Regions from separate parts of the Homo sapiens genome. Here region 2 is linked to region 1. Evidence: chromatin loops called from intact Hi-C (ENCODE). Cell type or tissue: Caco-2. All regions are shown on one strand. Links, peaks and the distances in the headings refer to the core of each region. The heading gives the core; the rest is flanking DNA.

Region 1 (2,915 bases), core at 114-2,613:
AGGATAAGCAAAACACAGTAAATCCATACAATGGAATATTACTCAGCCTCAAAAAGGAATAAAACAGCCGGGCATGGTGGCTCACGCCCGTAATCCCAGCACTTTGGGAGGCCGAGGCTGGCGGATCGCAAGGTCAGGAGATCGAGACCATCCTGGCTAACACGGTGAAACCCCGTCTCTACTAAAAATACAAAAAGTTAGTCGGGCGTGGTGGCGGGCGCCTGTAGTCCCAGCTACTTGGGAGGCTGAGGCAGGAGAATGGCGTGAACCCGGGAGGAGGAGCTTGCAGTGAGCCGAGATCACGCCACTGCACTCCAGCCTGGGCGACAGAGCGAGACTCCGTCTCAAAAAAAAAAAAAGAAAAAAAAAAAGAATAAAACTCTGTCACATACTACAACATAGATAAACCCCGATAATATTATGTGAAAAAAGCCAGTAACAAAAAGACAAGTATCATATCATTCCACTTATGTGAGGTATTTGAAGTAGTCAAAATCACAGAAACAAAGTAGAATCGTGGTTACCAGGGACTGGTGGGTGTAGTGGAGGAAAAGGGGAATTGTTTAATGGGCATAGACTTTCAGATTTGCATGGCGAAAGAGTCTTGGAGATCTGTTGTAGAACAATGTGAATATACTTAACACTACTAAACTGCACTCTTAAAATGGCTAAGATAGAAAACCTTATTTTTTTGCCACAATAATTTTTAAAAAATGAAAACTTCAATAAATATGAATTGAGTGTGTTTCACTGTGCCATGTCCTGTGGTCTGCAGGGAGATCACTTTGGAAAAGAAAAGGCTGGAGGGACCATCAAGGGCCATTTGAGAAGAGCAGGGAGAAGCCATTGACATTTTTTGAAAAAGTTTCTTTAAGACAGGATCTTGCTCCATTGCCCAGGCTGGAGTGCAGTGGCGCAATCATAGCTCTCTGCGTCCTGGGACTCCTGGTCTCAAGTGATTCTCCTGCCTCCATCTGCTGAGTAGCTAGGACTACAGGCACATGCCACTGCCCCTGGCTAATTTTTAAAATTTTTGTAGAGATGAGGTCTTGCTATGTTGCCCAGGCCAGTCTTGAACTCCTGGCCTCAAGAGATCTTCTGCCGTGGCTTCCCAAAGTGTTGCGATTACAGGCCTGAAACACTGCCCAGCCATCCATTGAAATTTTAAAGCAGGAAAACAGAAACAGTGTAAAATAGATTAGAAGACCAGAAAATTATATGTACAACAACTACGCAAAAACATGCCTATGAAGGAAAACGTGAAAAGGAATGAGCTTATAGGTGATATTTTCCTCCATTAAAAAAGTAATTCTTGTTTTTGGCTCCTCTAACCCATAAATGGAATGGCCAGCAAAGCCACACAATCTGAAAGTTCTAAGAGAAAGGAGAGTGTTGCGTCTTCTTCTATACCTACCTTTCTCTGGCTTACTCCTCCAGTCAGGGGAGTACAAGTTGAATTCAAGGCTGAGTGTCTCCTGTGCTGCCACCTCGTGGTCACTCCCAGGCTGTCAGCTGAATTTAAGAGTATGCCAGTAACATGTTTCATGTTAAATAATCAGAGCACAATTTATGAATATGATTGAAATTATTCTAGTAAACAATCTTAAAATGTGTCTCTTAGATACTAGTCTTGATTGCAAGTGGTTGAGGATGAACCTTGTGACCTTTTAAAATATCTTCCAGCTCTGTTTTATGTGGTTTAAAAAAAAAAACTTTTGAAGCTCTGGAAATTTTATATTAATGTGGCATAATTCATACCAAAATTTTTGTTGGTTTGTGTTTTTAGAAAACTTCAATATTTAATAATAATGAAAAGACACTAGAGGTTTTACAAAACGAATGATGAACTTTAGACATAAATATCATGACTAACATTTTTAAGTTGGCAAATTCAGTATTTTCTTTGCCAACCTGTTATTTTGCAACAAGAAACTTCTCAAAGTGATGATCAAATAGTCCTTAGGCTTAAAAGTGGTATATGTTGACATTGAGAAAAAATAATATTTGAATATAAGAAAATCTGTGGTGCTTGCTAATGAATAAGTTTTAAATCATATGGCATGAAGCAAGTATTTTATTCCATAATTTAGAACTATTTTATAATTAATGGGAAATGCTATTTTTTCCAGAAGACAAATAGACCATACATATTAAATTAATGTAAGAAATTTCAACATCTTACCTTATGCATCGGTTTTTTTTCTTCTTTCTTTTTCCTATTTGTCAATTGTAAAGACTATGTAGCAAAATTTTTGACTTTTTAAATTCCCTAATGATATCTGAATTTATGAATTAATCTATATTTTAGGAAAGGCAGAGGCTCTGGACTCAGATTGTCTGCTTCCAATTCTGACATGACCTTTCTGGGCACATGTTCTTTGAATCAATGAGTTTAATGGTTTTCATCTGCAAAATGAGACAATCACCTTACCTACTTCAGAGGGGTTTTGAAGAATTCAATGAAATAATGCATACAATGCCCTTGACAGTGCTCAGTACATAAGAAATGCTCACTCTTAGGCAATATTACAAATGAAGAGAAGCTATGCTAGTGAAAAAGGTCTGTAATTATCACAACATCATAGTACTCTAATATCTTAATAACTTTCACCAGATCAGTGGTGTGATTTCTTTCTTTTTTTTTGAGATGGAGTCTTGCTCTGTCACCCAGGCTGGAGTGCAGTGGCACGATCTTGGCTCACTGCAACCTCCGCCTCCTGGATTCAAGCGATTCTTTTGCCTCAGCCTCCTGAGTAGCTGGGACTACAGGCGTGTGCCACCATGCCCAGTTAATTTTTGTATTTTTAGTAGAGATGGGGTTTCACCATGTTGGCCAGGCTGGTCATGAACTCCTGACCTTGTGATCTGCCTGTCTCGGCCTCCCAAAGTGCTGGGATTACAGATGTGAGCCACTG
Region 2 (2,915 bases), core at 174-2,673, 130 kb before region 1:
TCCCCTAAGCTAGCCTTGATGGGGAAGCTGTTAGTCTTGGTAAGTGAGCTAGCTGGTTGGTTTACAGTGTTATGGAAGATAAGCCTTCTGAAAATACTTGTTCCTGGATACAGCTTCAGCTATCTCTCTCTCAGGGCACACATATTTGTCTCATAGAACAGTTCTTATGTGCTTGTCTTATTCCTCTTCTAGACTGTAGTTTCCTTGATGATAGAGTGTTTCATTAATCTTTTTATCACTCTATGTCAGGACATACACCAGAGCCATGTAACACAGCAGATTCTGGAAGTATTTGTTAAATTGGAAAGGTTTTGAAGCCTCCTTGGGTTTTCTGAAAATATATAGGTTTCTGGTTTATGTAGCCCTAAAATTTCCTTATAGGAAAAAAGTGTTTTCTTGAGGAACAACGGTTATTAGGAAAACAGTGTACTTTTCTCTTCTACCAACGTACATAATGCGTCACGCAGATGGGAGAAGTTTCGAATTCTGGCTGTGGCTGGAAAGGAAGTTTGCCCACAGACAGTAGTGAGGCAAACGCCTAGGAGTTCAGGGGGCCCCGCAGGCAAATGGGAATGGAGCCCCGTCGCTTCATTATTTTCTCATCACTAGAATCAATATTAGGGCTTGAGTGATATTATTGTCACTCGTAGAACTGTTTTTTTTTTTTTCTAAAATCTGAATTGAATGGCACAAATACACAGTTATTCAGAATCTGAATGCCAGCGGAAAGAGATGTAGAAAAGGTAGGCGATGTTGTTGTCAGAAAGTGTGGTCTGACCCCCATGTGGGCCTGTGAAGGGTTTCCTGAGGAAGTCTAGGGGCAGAGATTCCGCTGCTCAGGCTACTTTCAGCCCTGGTGGATTTCGAGGTGCTGCTGGGTAGGAAGACAAGAAGTCAGAGGCAAGAGATCTAGAAAGAGGCACTGTAATAACAAGTGGTCTGTGGCTGGTGGTGACTTTTCTTATACAATCTGGTGTGTATGTATATGTTTGTCTGTTGGTTTTGTTTATTTATTTGAGACAGAGTCTTGCTTTGTCTCCCAGGCAGAAGTGCAGTAGCCTGATCTCAACTCACTGCAACCTCTGCCCCCTGCCTCCTTAAAAAAAAAAAAAAGATACGCTGATTTTTTTTTTTAAGGAGGTAGGGGGCACCGTTCAGCTCAAAACAGGTACTAAATCTTATCTCAAAAACCTTTTAAAATGTGCTGTTTGCTTCACATGCCATTCATTGAGAAGGGGCGCACTGCCTGAAATGAAGTTTGCTTTGAGTTGCCTACCTTCCCCACCTCCCCACATCCCCATGATGCGTGTCATTTTAATGCCTAATAATGTCATTTTAATAATTACAAGTCTGAAAGAACAGGATAGGTAAATCCTATACCGTTAGCCATAGTTTGATGAGATCGGGCATGTTCAGGGTGGTATGGCCGTAGACCGTTAGCCTTACCTTGATTTCAACTTTTAATGAAAAAACACGGTACCTTTCTTAGCTGAGTGCATGAGTTAGCAGGTACAGATGTTAAATAATGTCTATGAATTCAGTGCTGTCAGTGTTCAGTGTCCCATGGAGGCTAATTTCTGTCACCTTCCAGTACCTGGAAGGTACCCACCAGTCAGGATTTTTTAAAAAACCAACAGACACTGACTCTAGCTGATGAAAGAAAGAAAGAAAGAAAGAAAGAAAGAAAGAAAGAAAGAAAGAAAGAAAGAAAGAAGGAAAGAAAGAAGGAAAGAAAGAAAGAAAGAAAGAAAGAAAAAAGAAAGAAAGAAGGAAAGGAAGGAAGGAAGGAAAGAAGGAAGGAAGGAAAGAAGGAAGGAAGGAAAGAGGGAAGGAAGGGAAGGAAAGAAAAGTTACTAAAAAGATAGGATTTAACTCAATCTTTAATAGGACATGAAAGAAACAGAAACGATGGCAGCTCTGGCAGTTGGGAACTCAAGGACAATCTCTTCGGGGCTCCACCAATGGGACAGAAACTCCAACCCACTTTAGGTCTCGTGCCATGAGCCCTGAATGGAAATGGAAGGAGTGAGCACCCTGATTGTCCTGCTGGGGTCACATGTCCAGCCCTAGGCTGGGGATGGGATGGGGCCCCTTGGGAAGTCTCACCGAGACCGTACCCATTGAGGGAGGGGGATTCTTCAGAGCAAAGCCAAGTGTTCAGTGGTAGAGTCAAGACAGTGTTGTTCTAATCCCGGGAATCACCTGATTCCTTTGTCTTAGGTTTCTTTTTTCTTCTTTGAGACAGAGAAAGACTCTGTTGCCCATGTAGTGGCACCTTCTTGGCTCACTGAAGCCTCTGCCTCCCAGGTTCAAGCGATTTTCCTGCCTCAGCCTCCTGAGTAGCTGGGACTACAGGTGCATGCCACCACGCCCTGCTAATTTTTGTATCTTTAGTAGAGATGGCGTTTCACCTTGTTGGCCAGGCTGCCTGGCCTCAAGTGATTCCCCCCAACTCGGCCTCCCAAAATGTTGTTATTACAGGCGTGAGCCACCATGCCTGGTTTCTTGGCTTTTTTTTTTCTTTGGCTTTTGTTTCTGAGGACCAGAGTCATCCTAAGCCTTCTGGTCTGGGCAGGTCATGGGAAAAAGGAACTCTCCAGGGGCCTTCTCTGTGACTATTTTAAGAAAATAACACAAACAGACCCAAGGCCAGGGCTCACATTATGGCATATTAGACAGCGTACAAAGGCTGCTGATTTATTCCGTTCTCTTATCTGATAGCCATTAAGGGGAGAAAGAACAGATGGGGAACATTCATTAGCACTGTTTATTATTATCTTCACGGACTATTTCACAGCCCAAACTGTGGCAACTCCATAATCCTTCTGAGGCATTGATTTGGAACACGTTTTATTTTAACCAAGGCAGCCTAATTGTGAGAGAACATTCTACATTTTTTCCCATCTAGTTATTGC

Evidence for each region. A loop is a pair of places that touch in the nucleus more often than their neighbours do. Peaks named below come from ENCODE experiments on the same cell type or tissue, not always from the same donor. Only the 100,000 strongest peaks of a DNase experiment are listed, where the experiment ranks them.
Region 2: a loop joins it to region 1, with 12 times the contacts of the local background. A loop is called at or near these places in 3 of 110 quality-filtered maps.

What each region holds. Positions count from the first base shown.
Region 1 is chr12:27,939,499-27,942,413 of GRCh38, forward strand. No RefSeq gene overlaps it. Among named protein-coding and RNA genes, the nearest start is that of PTHLH, 32 kb to the right of the region's middle. In Caco-2, for the core only: a CTCF peak has its summit at 1,522 (motif pointing left); a DNase peak (open chromatin) is centred at 1,483.
Region 2 is chr12:27,806,388-27,809,302 of GRCh38, forward strand. It overlaps the pseudogene RN7SKP15. Among named protein-coding and RNA genes, the nearest start is that of MANSC4, 28 kb to the left of the region's middle. RefSeq lists an enhancer at 1,068-1,237. In Caco-2, for the core only: a CTCF peak has its summit at 1,191; no DNase peak of the experiment used is centred there.